2 separate regions of the Homo sapiens genome follow, and region 1 is linked to region 2. A link is an interaction called in ENCODE POLR2A ChIA-PET data of the cell type or tissue named here. Cell type or tissue: PC-9. All regions are shown on one strand. Each heading gives the region's core, and the rest is flanking DNA. Links, peaks and the distances in the headings are about the cores only.

Region 1 (5,388 bases), core at 108-5,107, 59 kb after region 2:
CTTTAAAAAGATGTTACCCCCAAGAAAGTGTTGCAACTAAAAGTACAAAGGCATGGAAAGTAAAGTTTCCATACATTTATGTCCAAGTTATTAAAGATCACTGGTAGATACTTAGAATAACAAATCCACTTTTTTGTAGAGAAGAAACTAATAAGATCAAAAATACTACAATATTTCTTGGTACCCCTCAGAGTTGGAATAGTAAGCTACATGGACAACTCTAGTGTACACGTATTGGATTAGCTTCATCTTTGATATATTGGTGTCACTTTTCTCCTTCACTATAATTGAACATTAACTATGACACCAAACTTTTAGTTGCATAGTTCAGTATCACAAACCATAACTTTACTATGAAGAGACAATCAACTACAACTCATGTAACAAAAAGTGTCCATTAAAAGTTCCAAATATTTGTTTTGTTATATTATTTGTATACAAAGAGTTTAACTCATCATTGACTAGAAAATTAGCATTAATAAATTATTTTCTTTAGTTTTTCCCTAAGAACAATTAGCAATAATTTTATGAACATTAGTTGGCTAAATCCTTTACTCATCCTAAAAGATGATATTTCAATAAGATATTATTATTTTAATGTGTTATTCACAGTATTGACTTCTTTTTTTTTTTTTTTTTTAAAGTTGAGTCTTGCTCAGTTGCCCAGGCTGGAGTACAGTGGTGCGATCTCAGCTCACTGCAACCTCCCCCTCCTCCGTTCAAGTGATTCTCCTGCCTCACTCAGTCTCTCAAGTAGCTGGGATTACAGGCGTGTGCCACCATGCCCGGCTAATTTTTGGATTTTTGGTAGAGGCAGGGTTTCACCACGTTGGCCAGGCTAGTCACAAACTCCTGACTCAGGTGATTTGCCTGTCTCGGCCCCACAAAGTGCTGGGATTACAGGCGTGAACTACCCACACCTGGCCATCACAGCACTGACTTCTAAATCCCAAGAAATTAAGTGTGAAATAGGTAACTCATTTCATCAAATAACCAAGAACAGTTATTTTATACTCAGGGAAGCTAGTGTAAATAAACATTAGATGACAACAGGAATGTTGGCCTTCAAAATATCTGCTTATTTTACCTAGCTTTAAAATTATCACAGTATTTTCCAATTATCATAATCTATACGAAAAATATCATCTAATCGTCATACTCCAAGAGAAATATTTTCATGCGATATATCTGGAAAGACAGCATAATTTTCTAATCTCTCTCAGTATTGCTTCTTTGCAGGTTCATTTTATTTTAGACAGCTGAAACTTTTATTAGTGAATTTATAAGTTATAAAACCAAATGTGAGATTAAAGTCAAACTTTAATTTGTCCCAGTTGTCTTTCTCTGCAGATTGTAGTAAAAGTTTTATGTCTCATCCACAATAGGTAAAGGGAGCCTGGTGCTCCGTTCAGCCACACACTTGTCCAACTTGGTACAGTGTCCCTGACCCAGCTTCTGACTCAATCTCTACACTCGCTTGCCCATCTTAGGTAAATAGCAAAAATACAAAAGCCTCATCATTATGACCAGTATTAACCTTTGCTAAATAATAACCTTTGCCTGTGTACTGTTCTAAGAAGAAAATTATTTAGTTAAAATGACTATTATAACTAGAAATGTAATAGTGGTGATTCTGGTTAGTAGTTTTATTGGTAATTTTATTTCCTTCTTTACATTTTTTATTTTTCAATTTTTCTAATATAGATAAATTGATTTATAATCAGGAAAATCACGAAGAGGATTTTAAAATACATGCCACAATTTTCCATTAATCTGGAAGCAATATTTATAGTCAAAAATATCTCACTGGCAAAGAAGTTTTCAAGTCTGGTGTCTTATAAAATCTGATTTTCTCTAAAATAGAAATTACACTTGTTTTCTATCCATGAGGAAGTTGCGAATCAAAATCTTTAACAAGAAGAACAGACTAAAAAGATGTATGGGGATCCATTTTAATTTTTGATGAACATATAACATCACTACCTACTATATCTTATGTCTGGGTAGACAGAGTTAGAGAAGGGCTCAATTATCACAGCACACATAGGATACCACTATTTCCGTGTCCAAGTGATTCTGATGTATTCTGAATCATGAGACGGGGCTTGACGTTTGAGAGTAAAATGCCTCAGAATCTCAAAGAGGACTTTGAGAATTCTCAGGGTCCACATACAAATACACACACACACACACACACACACTACATATATATATCCAAGCAAACTAGGTGGGAATTTCACTTTACCTCATTCACCTAAGGAATCTCAATCAGTTGTTCCCTAAATAGCAAAGTACAGACTCAGCAAAAGGACCCAAGAATTATTCACAAATTGTTTATGGCTGAGTGAGCTTACAGAATGCTGGTATATGCTGAGCACACAGCTATTTGTCATAAAGCCATCAATCAAATTCAGTTGATAATAGAAATCCCTAAATAAATGAATTACAGAAATCAATGAGTCTGCTATTCTTACAGAGTTTAAAATCACTGAAAAATTTACCATGGATTTAGGAGGCAATTAAATAGTGGGGCATCAATATTCCCTTATTCATTTCACAGCTCATTCAGCCCTAACTGCTTTGTTTATCAAAGACCCAAGGAGACCGCTAAAGGCAGACTCTACTGGGGTCACCTCAAGATAAAGAGAATGAAGGCAAAGGTCAAATCAAGTTACCTCATCTATGAGCTCCTAATTCTAAAATAAAGTGAAGTTCCTTGGGGCCCATCCAATCATACCTACCAATACAGACCCAGGTCTCCCTGACCTATTATCTCAATTAGTAGGTCCAGATGGAAAGAAAAAATGAAAGCCCACAGGCAATCAAAAACTCTCACATTCGCTGTTAAGTTTCACTTCACTTTTTCCTTCTCATTACTAAGAGAAACAATGACTTTCTTGAGTCTCATCTTTTCTCTTTGTTCCATTCCAAAGCATAATGATCAACACCTGAAAGTCACAGATGACACTCAGTAGAGAGAAACAAAAGGCACAGATAATTATAAATGCAATAATACACACGGAAGTGAGTTGGTTCAACAAACATGTTGGTATGAAGCCCAGATTGACCAATGTAGTCCAATACTGGGTTGAAGGGAAGCACATGTACTTACCTAACAATAAAGCTAAATTTCTTCATCATGCAGTGTGAAAAGTATTGTGTCCGGAACTGGTGGGTTCTTGGTCTCACTGACTTCAAGAATAAAGCCGCGGACCCTCGCGGTGTTACAGCTCTTAAGGTGGCGCGTCTGGAGTTTGTTCCTTCTGATGTTCGGATGTGTTTGGAGTTTGTTTCTTCTGATGTTGGGATGTGTTCGGAGTTTCTTCCTTCTGGTGGGTTCGTGGTCTCGCTGGCTCAGGAGCGAAGCTGCGGACCTTCGCGGTGAGTGTTACAGCTCTTAAGGCAGCGCGTCTGGAATTGTTCGTTCCTCCCGATGGGTTCGTGAAGCTGCAGACCTTCGTGGCGTTACAGCTCATAAAGGCAGTGTGGACCCAAAGAGTGAGCAGGGGCAAGATTTATCGCAAAGAGCAAAAGAACAAAGCTTCCACAATGTGGAAGGGAAGCCCAGCAGCTTGCCACTGCCGGCTCGGGCAGCCTGCTTTTATTCTTTTATCTGGCCCCACCCACATCCTGCTGATTGGTCCATTTTACAGAGAGCCGAGTGGTCTGTTTTGACAGGGTGCTGATTGGTGCATTTACAATCCCTGAGCTAGACACAAAGGTTCTCCACGTCCCCACTAGATTAGCTAGATACAGAGTGTCCACACAAAGGTTCTCCACGTCCCCACCAGAGTAGCTAGATACAGAGTGTCCATTGGTGTATTCACAAACCCTGAGCTAGACACAGGGTGCTGATTGGTGTGTTTATAAACCTTGAATTAGATACAGAGTGCCGATTGGTGTATTTACAATCCATTAGCTAGACATAAAGGTTCTCCAAGTCCCCACCAGAGTAGCTAGATACAGTGTCGATTGGTGCATTCACAAACCTTGAGCTAAGACACAGGGTGCTGATTGGTGTGTTTACAAACCTTGAGCTAGATATAGAGTGCCGATATAGATCCCTTAGCTAGACATAAAGGTTCTCCAAGTCCCCACCAGACTCAGGAGCCCAGCTGGCTTCACCCAGTGGATCCCGCACCGGGGCCGCAGGTGGAGCTGCCTGCCAGTCCCATGCAGTGCGCCCACACTCCTCAGCCCTTGGGTGGTCGATGGGACTGGGCGCCATGGAGCAGGGGGCAGCGCTCGTCGGGGAGGCTCGGGCCGCACAGGAGCCCACAGAGGCGGGGGTAGGCTCAGGCATGGTGGACTGCAGGTCCCGAGCCCTGCGCCACCCGAAAGCAGCTAAGGCCCGGCGAGAAATTGAGCACAGCAGCTGCTGGCCCAGGTGCTAAGCCCCTCACTGCCTGGGGCAGCGGGCCCGCCGAGCCCACGGCCACCCGCAATTCGCGCTGGCCCGCAAGCACCGCGCGCAGCCCCGGTTCCCGCCCGCGCCTCTCCCTCCACACCTCCCGGCAAGCTGAGGGAGCCGGCTCCGTCCTTGGCCAGCCCAGAAAGGGGCTCCCACAGTGCAGCAGCGGGCTGAAGGGCTCCTCAAGTGCCGCCAAAGTGGGAGCCCAGAAAGGAGGCGCAGAGAGCTAGCAAGGGCTGTGAGGACTGCCAGCACGCTGTCACCTCTCAGTATGATACTGTTTAAGATACAAGCAGTGGAATAAGACTATTAACTCTTTTAGGAGTAGAAACCCAGCCAGAAAGGGCTCACAGCAGATGGTGATCTAGGAATTGGTGGCTAGATAGATGCCTTTGAAGAATAAGTTAAATTTAGTCAACAAAAAAGGAATGGAGGGCAACTCATGTAAAGTTCACAGTATGTGCAAAAGAACAGAATGTAGAATAACCTAGTGTGTTGGGAACTGTTAATAATTTGGTGTGGCTGGAATGTAATGTGGACAATAATGAGAGCACTGTCCTGTAAGTATATGTATATTATCCAACCATCCACGTAATGGGAGCTATTTACAGAGATAAGTCTGTTGGGGTTCCCTGAGTTGAGTAATTTTGGTCCAAATTGAAGTTCTGCTATCACCCCATATTCAACTGGTGCTGCCATGCTGCATGATTGACTTCCATTTGTGCTTCATCATAAGCTCTGCTCACCTTGCTTACAAACACTTAGAAGGAAAATTGACACTGAGGGAGCCAATGAATTTTTATAAAAATGCAATTCCTAACAGGGCTTTATTGCCGAAAATACAAATTAAGGTCTTTCTTCCCTTCCTCATCCTTATCCATCATCTTCCTCCACACTCCAGTCAAAGATGCATTCCAAATATGCACTCACAAACTCAGTTTTGTCTTTTTGAATACGCTGTGATTATAGGGATTGTA
Region 2 (5,388 bases), core at 133-5,132:
TATAACCTATTTTGTGAATGTTATTCCATATGTGATTTGTTAGTTCCTACTGAAATGTTTTGGTTTTGTGAAAAATACTTGGGACAAATTATCAAAAAAACTAAATTCTATACCTAGCTCCTAAATTTATAAATGTTATATAACTTCTCTGAGAATCTGTAAAATATTGTATCTACATCTCTTTTTTTTCCTTTTTCCTATGTTTCAGATATTAAAGCCCTTTGTGAGATATAACTCACTATGGAATTGTAAGAGATTATTATTGACAAAGATTTAGGATATGGATATGCCTCATTCTAAGTGTTTTTCATATTGTCATCAAATTCATATTTTCTAGATAGAAGTAATTGTTTCATTTGGATAGCATAATTTGATCTAATCTTAACAAAATTCAGACTGAAGATTTTTAAATTCTACATTTTTATTTTCCCATTTTTGTGTATCAGTATATTAACTGGGTAATATTTTTAAAAATTAGATGATAAGGATGATGGACTCTTTTTTGATATATGTTAATATATATATAAAGCTTCAAATTTATGCTCCACGTAGTTCTGTTCCCCACTGATTGGCTTAAATCTCATTCAAACTCCATTTCCCAAAAGGATAAGGGCTCTTTGGAGCAACTGTTCATATTATTACAATGAGTTTTTTTCCCCTCCCCTAATGGGTTTCTAACTAATGGACGAGTTTATTGGGCTCAACATGTTTAGAATGTTTCAGAATGTGTGCACAAAGTATACTATGTTAGTCTAAGATGATATTATTTAGCCTTAGAAAAGAAATCTATTATATAATTTGAATGTAATAGTAATGCCCATTAAATTTATGAGTTTAAAATGTTAAGAGCATGTTACCCCATCGTTCCTACATTTCATTCCCTCATTTCAGGGATTTCATTGAGATTTTTTTCTCAATGAATAGAAACATAAACTTTTCTAGTATCATCAAAGGAAGGATTTTACGTTGTAGCTCTTGTTCTCTCTCTGGATAAACAGAAAGTAAGGAAGTCACCAATGTAGTTACTGGGGTTCAGGAAGATTAAATTCTAACCCCTCCCATCATATATATGAGACTTTATCCTGTTTTTAAATTTATTTGGAGAAACTTAGATTAACTTTGGAAAAACAGATTTTCTAAGTTTTCTTGATCACCTAATCCAATAGCTAATATCCCTTGTATAAAAAGGAAATTCATTTTTTTAATTAACAAAATTTTTTCACTGGACTTGATTTCCAACAGTGCCCTTTATTACTTTAAAAAGAAAAATAAAAGAAAAAAAGAACTTACGAAGTTTACCTCCATAGCTTATATTACCTTTAATTAACATAATATTTTCAGCAGATGGACTACTAGGGTTTAGCAGAATACATACAAACTATTATTCGACTTTGGATTACATTTTGAGCCTTGAAATAGCATAGTTCATTCATTGCTGTATGTGACATTTTAAAAAGCTGAACAAACAATATTATTCTTGGAAAAGAAAAGTTCTTTCTCACTGGATTCACCATTTAGAAACGATATTGAATTGATTTGAATCAGAAAATTGTCTCTAAAAACTTGAAATGAATATAAACATTAGGCAGATGATCTCACCTCTTATTTCCTGCTTTAGTCCTGTTCTGTTTCCTTTGAGTGGTTCTTAATATTCATTCAAACATTGTATGTGTTCAGATGTATCCCAGAGCCACAGTTTGCTGTCACTTTTGTCAGAGCCCAGGTTTACTGGGCTCTGTACTTCAGAGCTGTGCAAGGCTCCTATGCCCTGGGGTAGACCCCTCTTAATAAGAGGCATGTTATAATCATTCTACCAGGCACTGTCATCTTATATATCAAGAGCACTTGCATATTTTACCACTATTTCTTCACCTGTAGAAAGCATATGGTGCTTTTAGGTGACTAAAGTTCTCCTGCCTTAGCCTTCAGGCAAAATTCTTACATTCCTTGGAGTAACAAAGGTTCATATCCCTTTTTGCCCCAGGAGAAAAAAAAAAAAAGGCTAAGATGCATCATTAATCATGGAAACTGTCTACTGCAACAGTGCCAAGAAAATGATCATCCTTGTACTACCCATCAATATTCCTGACACCTGTCTAAAAACTCAGGTCATGCATATCCATCTGCCTTTAGAGAAGTGTCAATGTGCAAACATCCTTCCACTATTTTTAGGGTCATGTTAAAATTATTCACCACCTGCCTGTCAGTTCATCCAATTTGTAATATTATCCTGATCTACCATTGTCTATTATTGGTCATTCCTCTTTTGCATTGTGTTTTTAAAGCATTAGAGTGTAGGATGTTTTTGAAACTGTCAAATAGGAGACAGTAGAATCCTACTGGAGGCCAGAGTTCCCACCAATAAATTGCTACACTCGGTGTCCCCTCATGCTTCATAGAATATGCAGACATTTCGGACTCCCATTTCTACTGCAAGCTCCACCTCAATCTTATTTCTGGTAAATGAATTATTGTTTCTAATGACTTTTATTATAAAATCCACCATATTTCTATCTTGGGAAATTGTTCTAAGAGGTTAAAACACACCTTACAAATAAACAAAACTTTTAAAATTAAGGAGTCAAAGAAGAGCTGTTCTGATAAAACTGTACATACTCAAATGCCTAGTAATATTATATTACATTCAAAATTTAAAATGAAATGGAAATTTTGATAGAAAAATATGATGTAGCATGAGAAACTCAAGCAATATCTTGGTATGTCTCATCTATTATTCTTAGTATAAAACTCATAACTTCTAAAACTAGCTAGTCAGTCAAATTGTTCACTGGTGTCAAGTCACTTTTTAACATTTGTATTTTACATCTAATGTAATTTTGAAACTAGTGTAACTTTCTCCATGCTCTTTGACTTTTTTTTTTTTTTTGCCTGTTTTCATTGTCTTGTGCTAACACCTGTGAAACAGGTTATAATATCTTAGAAGTGAGGCATTTCCATGTAGATGGGAAAATCTCAGAACTGAGATTTAATGCACCCTTGGTTCTAGTTGTTGCTATACACTAATCCTCAGGAGGAAGACCTGTATTAGGTATTACATTTGACCATAACCTCCGTGAGTCTTTGTTTTCTTATCTGTAAATTACAGATCTTAGATAGATAATCTCTAATGTCTGTTTCATATAATAGCCTACCTTTCTATTAATTTGTACAATAATGACACATAAAGCCATGGACTGAAGTGCTCAGTCCTTGGTAAATAATGACTTTTCCCAGAATTTGCATAAATATGGATATGGTAGAATCCTGAAAATGGGTAGCAAATTCAGAGTGTCTCTTCAGAATTGTTGTTGCTGTAGTCAACGTTGCTGGCCCAAACCATCAAAATGATAAATTGTAAGCCTAGAAAAGTACCAGTGATTTTCAGACAGTATCAAGTGACTTGAGTTTAACTGTGACATTCATAAAGTCACGTGTCCTGGTTCTTAGGCTTGCTGGTATCCAGGACTTCAAAGCGGCAGATATAACAAAGCAACCTAAGACCTACGAAATCTATTCATGTGGAAGATGAAGGGGCTTAGGGAGCTTATGATTTAATTAGCTAGTTGGGATCAGAATTTTAATTAGTAATTTCCTTATGAGGATTGATAAATGTATTACCGATGCTGGTAATATTTGTTATGACTTTTTGGAAATAAGGAAATTCAGGGGCAAACTGCACCCAAGCTTCTCTAACTTTATATTCAGAAACCCATGTTACTCAAACAAATACACATATGCCAAATTATAATTATTCAAATAACTTTTATGGCAAATAGAAAATAAAGCATTAAGAATGCTAAAGTAGAAATAATAGAAACACATTTAATTTTGCATTTACTTTGTGTCATGCATTATATATACAACACGCTATCTCATCTCTTCACAACCTGCCTGGGGATCAGGTATAATGAGGAAAGCATAGCTCAGAAATGTTGATGCAATAGAACAGGGATTCCAGCTGATGTGTGTAACTATAACTGGCAACAAGGGAAGTCAAGAGTGTTTCAGAAAATGGTAGTGTTTGCATTGAGTGTGCCTGGCAGAGAAGAGAAAAAATGTTATAGACATAGGGAACAACATTTAAAAGGCAAAGAGGCTTCAGTGAGTGGGAATGCCCAGGGAATGACAAATAGTTTCATGGCTAAAGCATGGAATGAAAAAGTGGAGCAACTGGAGCTAAGTGAGAGTAGTAGTTTGTTGCTTCAATTAAGTCTCTTTCCTCATTTGCAATAGAAGTTAAAATTTATCTTCTGCTCAATAGGGGAGTCACTAAGGTATTTTAAATCATGTCGTATTTTTTATTAAATAAAAAAAAAAAACCTGGCAGCAGAGTGAAGAACAGGCTAGAGAGGGAGGGCATTAGGCAAGATTAATTAGAAGACTACGGTCATAACAATGAAGAATGAGTGTTGTGGATGATGGTAGCAACAGAGAGAAATACATAGATTTTAGTTGGATTTAGGAGATAAAAGGTTACCAGATTTGCTAACTGACCAGGCAAAGAGAAGTGGAAAGTCAGGAAAAATACGAAGGTTCCTGGTTCATCTGGCTGCCTAGATGAATGACAGTTCCATTCCCTAAGATAGATAGGGAAAAAAGTATCAGGAAGAGTAGGACTCGGGGCCAAATAATGAATATGTTCATTTCTATGTTGATGTCTTCATCAACATAGATGACTGGAGGTCTGGAGAGAAGAGGGCATGGAAATGATTATGTGGTAACCCTCAAGTAGAGGCAGACGCTGGGGGTGGCAGTGAATTCAAGTGGAGGAAAAAGCAAAGATGACCAAATAAATACCTGGGTAACCATGGGGCAAATAACAAGAAGCCCTGGAAGCAGATGGAAATTGTGAAAACACTCATTAGCTTCTTTCTCCTTTGTTTTCTTCCTTTCTTCTTGCTTCATGTTTTTCTTTAATGCCAGATGAATAATGATTTCACTGTGAGAGTTGTATTTTAAAATGTTGTTCCTGTTGCAACACTTATTTTTCTGTACACTGGGGCCTAACACAATATGCCCTGGTTGTTTTCTGTGCTCACAAAGATGTGCTTCCTCATCGTCTCCTGGCCTGCCCTTCACACCTTCCAGGGTAGGGCTGCTGGGCCACTCTCTTTCCTGTCCATGTCACTCCATGCATTCTCTCTGCCAATAGTGTATTATTTCCTTCACTGTGTTTAATGTGAGCAGATTTATTTATGTATTTATGCTTTTACCTTTTTATTTTATGTCATCTTTTCTCATAATAGAAACTCCATGAGGGCAGGGAATTTGTCTTGCTCCTCCCTGTAAATGCAGTGCCTAAAAGAATGCCTGACAAATAGTAGACTCTCAGTAATTATTTGTTGAGTAAACGAATAAGACTGAGAGCTACCTCTCTAGAAACCAAAC

The links. Peaks named below come from ENCODE experiments on the same cell type or tissue, not always from the same donor. Only the 100,000 strongest peaks of a DNase experiment are listed, where the experiment ranks them.
Region 1: POLR2A ChIA-PET joins it to region 2 with 6 read pairs; 2 of 35 experiments call an interaction of 5 or more read pairs at or near these places.

The regions. Positions count from the first base shown.
Region 1 is chr2:191,920,769-191,926,156 of GRCh38, reverse strand. All of the region lies in intron 1 of CAVIN2-AS1 (CAVIN2 and TMEFF2 antisense RNA 1), which reads right to left. Among named protein-coding and RNA genes, the nearest start is that of CAVIN2, 76 kb to the right of the region's middle. In PC-9, for the core only: no CTCF peak of the experiment used is centred there; a DNase peak (open chromatin) is centred at 2,336.
Region 2 is chr2:191,980,004-191,985,391 of GRCh38, reverse strand. The region is part of intron 7 of TMEFF2 (transmembrane protein with EGF like and two follistatin like domains 2); the gene reads left to right. All of the region lies in intron 1 of CAVIN2-AS1 (CAVIN2 and TMEFF2 antisense RNA 1), which reads right to left. Among named protein-coding and RNA genes, the nearest start is that of CAVIN2, 140 kb to the right of the region's middle. In PC-9, for the core only: no CTCF peak of the experiment used is centred there; no DNase peak of the experiment used is centred there; H3K27ac peaks cover 553 bases.